Regions from separate parts of the Homo sapiens genome. Here regions 2 and 3 are each linked to region 1. A link is a contact called in ENCODE Hi-C or POLR2A ChIA-PET data. All regions are on one chromosome and are shown on one strand. Each heading gives the region's core, a stretch centred on a gene start or an enhancer-like site at or near the end of the contact. The rest is flanking DNA. Distances are from core to core; before and after follow the strand shown. Region 1 overlaps L3MBTL3 (L3MBTL histone methyl-lysine binding protein 3). Region 2 overlaps ARHGAP18 (Rho GTPase activating protein 18). Region 3 holds the start of ARHGAP18 (Rho GTPase activating protein 18).

Region 1 (3,248 bases), core at 287-2,786:
GTAACCTCAAACTCATGCTCAAGTGCTTCTCCAGCCTCAGCCTCCCAAGTAGCTGAAACTACAGGCATGCGCTACCATGCCTGGCTAATTTTTAATTTTTTTGTAGAAACAGCGTGTCACTATGTTGCTCAGGGCTGGTCTGAATTTCTGGCTTCAAGCAATCCTCCTGCCTCACCCTCTCAAAGCATTGAGATTACCCACACTGCAGCTGGGTGCATGAATCTTAACATGGAGGAAGCAGCCCAGCAATAGTGGTTACACATATGATCTTAGGAAGTGAAGAGATCTGGTTTAAATTTCAGTTCTGCTACTCACTAGGTTTACACGACCATCAGCAAATTACTTAATTTGTCTAATTCTCAGTTACATCATTGGTAAAACAAGGATAATAAATCCTTTACGTCAGAGGGGCATGTTAAGAATGAAATAAAATAATGTATAGAAAGCACTTAGCACAGAGCCAGGCACTTAAGTAGGAGCATGATGCACAGCAGCTATTCCTAGTTATAAATTACTTATATTGTAGGATAAAATTATCTACTGACACCTGTTGTCTTTAACTAACCTTTCTTCAACTATTAAAATAGCTTTTAGAGTAATGGTTCCAAGCACAGACTACAGTCAGACTGTCTGGGTTATAACCCAGGTCTGCTACGGACTAGCTATGTGGCCTCTAACCAAAGGAGGTTCCATGTTTGTAGAATGAAGGTGTGATGATAGCAACTACACCACATAAGGTATCATGAAGATTAAATGCACCCACATAGGTAAAAGCACCTAAAAAAAAGTGCATGGAAAACAGCAATTTCTCTTGGAATTTCAGAATTTTCAAGAAGCCATTTACTGCAATATTTCTTTAGTTGCAATTCAATACAATTCAATTCAATTCAATACATTTCAGTTGTATTGAATGGAAATACAATCATAGTGAAATCTTACTCAAGAATACTTTTGGTTTTTAATAAAGACAGTGGAATCCACTTGAATGGAAAAATGTATTCTTTATGACTCAGTATTTTCTTTTTCTCTGTAATTATGTGTCACTTTTTAGAGGTCTTACTGTCTTAATCTAATTATGCTTTGTGATAAATATTAGTAAAACAGACATTAGAATGGTAAATGCATAGGATGGCAGTTGAATATGTGCAGCTGTATTTCTTCAAGTCTGTTTGTCATATAAAAACAATTTCTAACCAATTACGTTTCAATTAGTTCCAGTCTGTTAAAAAATATTGAAAAACAAATTATTTTGCCCCAATTTAGGGATTTATCGATTTCCGCCACCTCTTTAAGTCCAGCAGGAAAGGAGGCAGATGCAGATTGCCATGTAGATTGAAATATTTGCCAACCAGGTTAGGAAGCTCGGATTGACAGTTATTGCTGGCCCAGCATCAGAGACATGGCTACCTTGCGGCAGCTCAAGTGTGAAAGTTCACTCCTTAGTTTGGCTTGGTTTAAAATAACGCCACCCTTCTCTTTTCAAAATAGCTTATTCTAGTCTCATGGGGCCTTTGCAGAACTGAAAGAGACTTGTACTTCCCCAGTAACAAGCGGGGAAGATGACTACCAGAGAGCTCTAAAAAATGTAGTTTTTCTGTTTTGGCCATCAAAAGAATGTCTCTTTGCATGCTCCCAGCATTTTTTTTTTTTTTAAGTTTCTGAGCTGTGACTTACTCGCAGGTAAAAACATAAGGGAATGAGAATCTCCACATTCTCTAAAGAAAGTTTAAAAGAATACTTGAACTGCCTCCAAAATGCCTCGTACAAATGAAGAGCGACTGTACTTGAGGAGCTTCAGGTCAAGGAGATCACCACCTTCGAAGGGATTCAGAAAAAGATGGCAAATAAAACCAGTGGGACTTGGGACTAAAACTTCTGCAACTATGAGTAACATTCAAATAAAGAGTTTTTAAAATTAAATTCCTTTTGAGATGATACAACAGCAACGGTTTTACTGAATTATGTTTTCATAAACATCACCCAGGAGAGGTAAACATGGTTTACTGTGTATCTAATGAATAAAAACATTTTGGTTAACAGGCCTATTTAATTATAATTTAGCATAAGGACCATACGCTAGTGAAAGAATACAATAAAAGGAATATAATGAATAAATGAGGTGGGTATTACCAAGATAACAAGGAAAAACCCTCCAGAAAAACTCAGCAATTAATCCTCTTATTAAATGAAAAGCCTTAACGAATAAGGTGAGGTTTGGGAAATAAAGATGATGTCTCTTAAGAGTGAGACTCTATTACTTTGTTGTTGTTGTTGTGGAAAAGAGAACAGATGTCACCGCTTTTCTACTCTACAGAAAAGGGTTTCCTGAGTCAGAAATTGGTGATATTCAAGGAGATAGAGTAAGATCCTGTTACAATATTGTTCCAACAACTTCACAGGCATATAGCAATAACACAGTCATCTTATCCCTGCACTTTGAATGGCTGCCTTGGTGTCACAGTGGTTGGCATCAGAACTGTGAGTGTTTTAACTAAACACTAAGCTACTCTTTGGGGTACATAAACAACTACACAGATTTAACTCAAGTTCTCAAGAGCTAGAATAGGAAAACACTTCCAGAGCTCCTAATTCATACCTGGAAGCCCATCAACAAAAAGGGAGAAGAGGTTTTACAATAGCCAGAGAATGCCTAGTCATTGAAATTACTTTCGCCGATATTCAACATGAAGCTCTCGGCCCAGAAGACCTCATGGGGCAAAAAACCAACTTCCCAAGGTTTACTAATTAACTTTTGTAATCTTTTAGAATGGTTGGCTCTAAATTGATTTTATTCTATTTGATGTGATAGTTTTGCAAAGCAAATAGATTTATATATGCTTTTAGCTTCATACTTTATGTTAGCTTGCTTTCCTATCTGTTTAACAGGGTACAGACTCGGCTTTCGGTGTGACTAGCAAAATTGGATTCGTGCTAAAAATATAAACCAGATTGATGTCTGCAATTCTTGCAACCGCTCTATGTAGTTCTCATAGTGGAAACACTGGTCTTACAACTTGAGAAGCCATTTTAATGGCCTATAATGAACTGAACAGACTGATTTCTGCCATTAGACCAGTTAAGCAGTGGGCATTTGCCTTGCAAGGTAATCTAAGCATTTGGCAGGCATTTTAAAGCTGCTTTATTGTGTTTCTGTGGCTGATGTTTAGCAGGCTTAAACAACATGGGAGCTCAAAACATTAAGTGATTTTTAATAGAGATAGTACCTAATTTAGAACACAATTATAAGC
Region 2 (3,248 bases), core at 395-2,894, 440 kb after region 1:
GATGTACATTAATTTAAGAAGCAAATGGTAAAAATAAGTGCATGAAAAGAATAGAAATAATTGAATCTGATCATTCTGATCATTCAAGGCATTTACCATATAAATAGTTGAGATCTGAGAAGTTTCATTGAGACAGATAAGAGCTTAAAAATGTATGAATCATTGTTGACTAATAGTTAAGGCATGCAGGCACACTTAGAAATGTGATTTCCTTTACTCTATCCTTCCTATAAAGAGAAAAAACACTTTTAAAATAAACCTGGTTTGAAACCAAAATGCTGTACAACTTAACCTTCATTTGGGACATTGATTTGGCTACTCTATTTAAGACTTTTTTTTTTTTTTTGGCATGACTATTTTGTCCTGGGAAGCAAGCTGCAGATGGCTTTTGACTTGGGGAAAAAAAAATGAGAAAGAAATTAACAAGGGAAATAGGAACTGGATATTTGTATTAATTTCCATGTAGTATGAAAATACGTAGCAAACAAAAATATTTCCATTTTTAAGCACTAGATGAAGGACATTGTGAAGCATAATAGACTTATCTTTCTAAAATTTATGCAGAAGCATATTTTTAAAGAAAAACAATTCTGATCTTTTGAAAGGTCTGTAAATGCTATGAAATGAGTCATTGGTGTATTCAAAAGAAACTGGGCAGGAAGTGGAGAGACCCATGTTTCAGCTTTCTCTGCAGACAACTGGTTATATCACTGGAGACTGCTTGCTCCCTTCTCTGAGTTCCAGTTTCTCCATCTGTAAAATAAAATGACTTGACTAGGTAATCTGTAGATTTCTTTCTTCTCTGAAAGTCTGTCGTTGTTAATAAGTTGAGAATTCAGAGATTAATATGTGCTAAGGTCTTGAAAGCTTTACTGAGGATATTAACAAGAACCAGATTTTGAAGGAAATATGTTTTTTGAGAAAGAGGGCATTCTTCTTAGCCATAGAGCATGAACAAAGACATTATTGGAAGGAGCATCCTCATTATTTATTGCCTAATTATTATAAAAGCAAAGTTGTTTCCTATAGGTTGATTGAATTAGGCATTAGCTCAGCATACTGGGGACAGCCATTGGAAAAAAATGTTTAAACAACTAGAACTACACTGAATAGAATCGTACTGTGTTTGGTGAGTAGGAAGTATTGCAAGCCTGTGTAGATATGGAACTTAATATACGTCACACTTCTGTGTAGTAAGGACTAAGGAAAAAGCCAACAGTGGGTGTCAACCAAGACCCATGTTACACATAATGGGTAATGTTGAGGGAGCAATGCTGAATGAGTTCTCTTGGGTGCTGAGTTGGGAGTGGGAAGGAAGGAACTGACATAAAGGGATGGAACTGGAAGGTCCCAGAGACAGTGAGGAGGCTGTGCTAAGTTAGAGATCTTTGTGATCTGAGTTAAGGCCAAGGTTGTGGCCACATTAGTGAGACTTGATGTACCGTGGAGAGTAAGGTTGGCACACACAATTCAGAAGAACCTGGGATGGGTGGGGTCAGAGGGACACAGACGGTTAAATTTGAATGGCGATGATTGCAGAGGACATAGATGAAAAATCTGAGCCAGGAGTAGAAGAAAGGGGAGAGGAAGCGTGTGTGTGTGCGCGTGTACGTGTGGGTGGTGATATGAGACTGGTTTCTGGAACCCACTTTGTCATGGTTTGTGACCTGTTCCTGCTGTGAGTGTTGTAATCACTTAACCTCTCCGAACTTCTGTGTTCTCAGAGGCAAAATGGGGTGAACTAGATCAGTACTTCTCAGTAGTGCCCTCTAAAGGGTATTTTGAGAATTTGTGGGGGTGTTTTATGTTGTCCCATCATTTGCAGGGCAGGTTCCAGCTGTGTTAGACATTCTACAATTTCAGGACAGACTTGCCAAACAAAGAATTGTCTGGTGTCTAGAATGACCTATTTGGCATTCCTGAGAAGATGTCATGTACAAGTCAGTCTCACCTCTGCTTAATCTAACTCAAGTTTTTTATTTTTTATTTTTAGAGACAGAGTCTTACTCTGTTTACCCAGGCTGGAGTGCAGGTAAACGATCATAGCTCACTGTAGCCTCTAGCTCCTGGGCTCAAGCAATCCTCCCACCTCAGCCTCCCGAGTAGCTATTAATAGAACTATAGGCTCACATCACTGCACCTGGGTAATTTTTAATTTTTTTTTATAGAGATGAGGTCTTGCTTTGTTGCCCAGGCTGATCTTGAACCCCCAGGCTCAAGCAGTCTTCCCACTTTAGCCTCCCAAAGCACTGAGGTTATAGGCATAAGCCACTGCGCCTGGCCCTAATTCACATCTTCATTTGTGAAGATGAACACACGTGTCCCTTTATCCTTTTAATTTTTGTATTTCTCATGCAGAATGTTTTCTGATCTTATTTTTTTCCAAATGTGAACTCATTCTATAGGTAAATATAATAAACAGTTGACCACTTCATTTTATGTCTGTTAGTGTCCAGGCACATATTGAGAAACCTATTTTAAATTATTTTCCTTTATTTCTCCTTAATATTATCATAAAGGGCATATGCATACACACAGGATTATGTATAGATAAATTACTTGAACTTTACTTCAGAATCATAAAGGTGAAGATTATAAAATAGGTATTAGGTTAAAGACAAGTGTGTTAAGGTTGACAGCCACTGAACTAGAGGGTGTCCATGGCTTCTAACTCCTGACATCTCTAAGATACTGTAACTGCAAATGTTATGATTTGAAGAGGTAGGTTTTCTATCTTGGGAAGGGCTTAGTACTGGGAAGTGTTAAAAACTGACATCAGATTGGGAATTGGGTAAAAGTCAGCTACTTCTTGGGACTCCAGGAAGGCCTGAGGAAGTAGAGATCTGTGTGGAGGGGAGGAACCTGAGGGGGTCTTGACGGGGAGCTGGGTTCCTGCTGATGCCAGCAGGTGAGAATAGGGGAGCAGAGCATTGTGATTTGGCAGCTCCTAGAGGAGGGGAGTAGGCTGAGAAAGTCTTGGTGGGGGGAGGCAGTAAAAAAAAAAAAAAAAAGAGTTACGACTTCACATACTTTTGGTGAATCTGAATGAGTCTCCTTTTGATGCGAAGTAGGTGGTATAAGAGACTTTTCAAATAATTTAACTGTCCACCAACGTAGCCTTCTCTTCAGGCAGTTTGTTTTGCTTTTAAATTATGAGAGGGTACCACCCTCCATCCTCGGTGTGAATATTCTCTACCAGAATGCAGGAAAAACGTTACCTGTGATATGTGATCTTCCTTTTCATTTTA
Region 3 (3,248 bases), core at 277-2,776, 400 kb after region 1:
GAGTATGTAAGGAGGAAGAAATTATTTTTCATGACTGTTTTAAATAATGATAAGGTATAAGCAATAAGTTTATGTAATGATGGAATTGGAAACTTGTTCAAGAGGAATTCTAGAGAGTTGAATGAATCATAAAAATCTAAAAAAACCTTCAGACTACTGGGTATGTCAGAGTAGAAGCCAGGCGTGGTGGCTCATGCCTGTAATCTCAATACTTTGGGAGCTTGAGCCAAGAGGATTGCTTGAGCCCAGGAGTTCAAGACCAGCCTGGGCAACACAGTGAGACCCTCCCTCTCCACAAAGCATAAAAAAATTAGCTGGGCGTGGTAGTGCATGCCTGTGGTCTTAGCTATTGGGGAGGCTGAGGCTGGAGGATTTCTTGAGCCTGGGAGGTTGAGGCTGCAGTGAGTTACAATCACCACTGTACTCCAGCCTGGGTGACAGAGTGAGACCCTGATTCAAAAACAAACCAAAAAAGTGATTTTTTTTTTTGGAGGGGAGATGGGGAGAAAGAACAGAGCTGTCTTTTGTGTTTATGATAATTTTGATCTTGTTTCTTAATCTGCAAAACAAAGAAGAGCATACTGGTGAAAAATAAAAGGAATGTAGCCTAGAATTCTGTTCAAATCCAGCTTCTGGCACTAGCAACTGTGTTATCTTAGTGAAGTTACTTAACTCGTCCCTCAGCCTTACTTTCCTTGTGTTATGTATAACACAGATGATAGTGATACCTATCTTGTACGGTGTGTGTGTGTGTGTGAGAGAGAGAGAATTGAATGGAATGAGATAATACATGTGAAACCCCCGTCCATGAGAGCTTGGCATATAGTAGGTGCTCAACAAATGGCAGGGACTTCTCTTGTTCTCAGCAATAACACTTAACAGAGCATTGGTAGGTCTATCCCTTTTTGGTGCTGAAAAATATTTTGCTAAAACAAGACGTATATTTGAGATTGGCTTTATGTGAAAGACGACGACATTCCAGGACACACAATTTTTATGAGGGCATTTTTAACCGGACACAAGGATCAAGCCTTTCTCGTCGTCTGGATTGCAGAGTTTTGCCGCGGGTTCGTTGTTTTTTACTATGGCTAATTTTAACGCTGAACATGAAGGGGTTAAGAAATGCCTTTACTCATGTTACATTAAGTAGCAGAAATTATAAGATAGAGGAATTGGGGAGGGAAAAAAAAAAGCCTTGGCAGCAACTCATGGTTTCCTAAGTAAGACGGCTTGTAGTTACAGTGATGAGTTGAATATACGTTCTGGCAGTTTAATCTGATCAGACTAACTTGGGGGTGGGTGCAACCCGTCGCTTCCACCCTTCGCCTCCTTTAACCAAAGCCGCCCAGAGTGCAATTGTCCAGAGTTGAAACCATGCTGTGAGTTGCAGCTTCTAATTGGAGAGGCAGGAAGCCCTTCCCTGGACAGACCCCGCCCCTCCCCGTGTGAATCGCCAGCCTGCGGGGAGGAGCTGGCCAATGCTAATGAGCGAGTTGCCAGGCGAGACAGGAACTTCTTTCCCCTTCTCTGTGTCAGGATCGCAGAAAGTATGTCCCTTCTCTCACCATGAGCTGGCTCTCCAGTTCCCAGGGAGTGGTACTAACAGCCTACCACCCCAGCGGCAAGGACCAGACCGTCGGGAACAGCCATGCAAAGGCAGGGGAGGAAGCCACCTCGAGGTAAGCCTTCGGAAGCTGAAAACAAAACAAAACCCTCTTACCTGCTCCAGGAAGAAAGTGACAGGGAAGTTGGCGTGGGGAGAAGGGAATTCCATCTGCACGTCGAGCCTGAGCTCGTGCAGCAGCAGTAGCAACGTTTGGCGTGATTTTTATGTACTTTTCATCTCACCTAGTCCAAGTCTGAAATAACCCATATGATTACTGGTGAAGACAGAGAAGAAGGAACTGGGGAGAGGGCTATATGGGCTGTCAGACTAGCTATTTAGCAGGTGCATTTGCACATGCTGAAAGATCAAATAGGTCTATCTGAAACACTTCCTTTCCTATGAAATGGAATTCTTGAATGGGCTCAAGGCACTGCCACTGGAACTGTTCGCTGGGAAAGTCTGCCAAAAAGCAGGGAGGCTGTTCACTGTACTGTACAAGCTGTTGTTGTTAGAGTGTTTTTTTTCCCCCCTCTCTTTGCTGAAAGCAAACCTCTTAGGCAAAAAGCCCAAGACACTGGCCTGTGGCAATATGTTTCACATTCTTTTGTGTATGTGGATTTTTTTTCCCCCAGGCTTTCAAAAAGGAGTTTTTGTCAGGAGATAGCACTCTGCTGCTGGAGTGAAATGTGGTTAATGTTAAATCACTTTATAGGCAGAGAGGGCAAATGTTCTATAGACCACTGAGGCGCAAAGGGTACCTTTCTCCCTATCTGTGTACTTTGTTCCATTTTCCAAGGGCTTTTTTTTTTCTTTCTCTCCTTAATGACCTTCTCACTAGCTGAACATTTTTACCTCCATCAAGATATAAATAGTAAATATTGGCCTAGAAGATTGCAAGAAGCAAATACTAACCTAATAGCCTAGAACACTAAATTAGTTATCGGTAAGCACATTTCCTCCTCAATGCTTAATGTGATAATAAAACCTTCTTTGTTCTTATGTGACTTATGCCTGTGCCTTAAGCTGAAATAATGCTGCCTTTCATTTGTTTTAAAATCTCCAAATATGAGGGAGGGAGAAAAATCAAAGGAATGGCTGTAATACTCAGTGTTAGACTCCCAGCTGACGGGAACTGTTTCTCACATAGCATCCACAGTATGTATTTCATTGAATGAATTCATTTCCAAAGATAAAAAAGATTTGGTGCTTGTGCCTTAGCTGTGTTACCATTTCATTTTCCATCATTTTAAATGACTTAATGTTAAATCATTAAATCAAGAGATCTTGAAGTGTTTTCATCCATTTTTCTGTAATGTATTAGTAATCATTAAGCAGTAAAGCAGCCTGCAACACCAACCCCATACCCAGCCATAACTTGGATTCCACATGTCAGTCAAAATTGCCAAAATTATACAAGCTCAGGACATTCTCCGACTTTAGGCTGAATGGCCTGAGGACCTGAGCTGAATCTTGGATCTTGATTGTGAGAATGGAAAGGACCTTAAGGACTGAGTCCTAACCTCTCATTTTCACGTAGGACTCAAACCCCAGGGATTAGTTAAGTTTTTGGAAGGTCTGGAGTTCTAGGCCTTTGTCTGGGGCTGCATCTCCAGTTCTGGAGACTCATTATTCTGTGTTTGCA

Evidence for each region. Hi-C counts contacts between places; a loop is a spot of excess contacts on that map. ChIA-PET counts read pairs that join two places held with the same protein, here RNA polymerase II (POLR2A). Pooled maps may share reads with other maps.
Region 2: a loop to region 1 is called in a pooled map, with 3 times the contacts of the local background. The contact joins two enhancer-like sites. A Hi-C loop is called at or near these places in 1 of 37 single-sample maps with no recorded cell type and 2 of 50 pooled maps. POLR2A ChIA-PET finds 5 or more read pairs at or near these places in 2 of 52 experiments (GM10248 and activated B cell).
Region 3: a pooled map shows a loop between it and region 1 (1.9-fold over the local background). The contact joins the promoter of ARHGAP18 here to the enhancer-like site in region 1. A Hi-C loop is called at or near these places in 1 of 50 pooled maps. POLR2A ChIA-PET finds 5 or more read pairs at or near these places in 2 of 52 experiments (GM10248 and activated CD8-positive, alpha-beta T cell).

What each region holds. Positions count from the first base shown.
Region 1 is chr6:130,113,444-130,116,691 of GRCh38, reverse strand. The region is part of intron 19 of L3MBTL3 (L3MBTL histone methyl-lysine binding protein 3); the gene reads right to left. Among named protein-coding and RNA genes, the nearest start is that of L3MBTL3, 96 kb to the right of the region's middle. RefSeq lists an enhancer at 1,666-1,795. Within about 2 kb of position 1,536, at least 3 of the 41 ENCODE cell types and tissues checked have a DNase peak (open chromatin) inside an H3K27ac peak, as active enhancers do.
Region 2 is chr6:129,670,452-129,673,699 of GRCh38, reverse strand. The region is part of intron 1 of ARHGAP18 (Rho GTPase activating protein 18); the gene reads left to right. Among named protein-coding and RNA genes, the nearest start is that of ARHGAP18, 38 kb to the left of the region's middle. RefSeq lists a silencer at 629-768. Within about 2 kb of position 1,644, at least 22 of the 41 ENCODE cell types and tissues checked have a DNase peak (open chromatin) inside an H3K27ac peak, as active enhancers do.
Region 3 is chr6:129,708,455-129,711,702 of GRCh38, reverse strand. ARHGAP18 (Rho GTPase activating protein 18) reads left to right here and starts at 1,526. Exons shown (of 15, transcript NM_033515.3): 1 at 1,526-1,679. The coding sequence starts at 1,567. RefSeq lists a silencer at 1,173-1,252.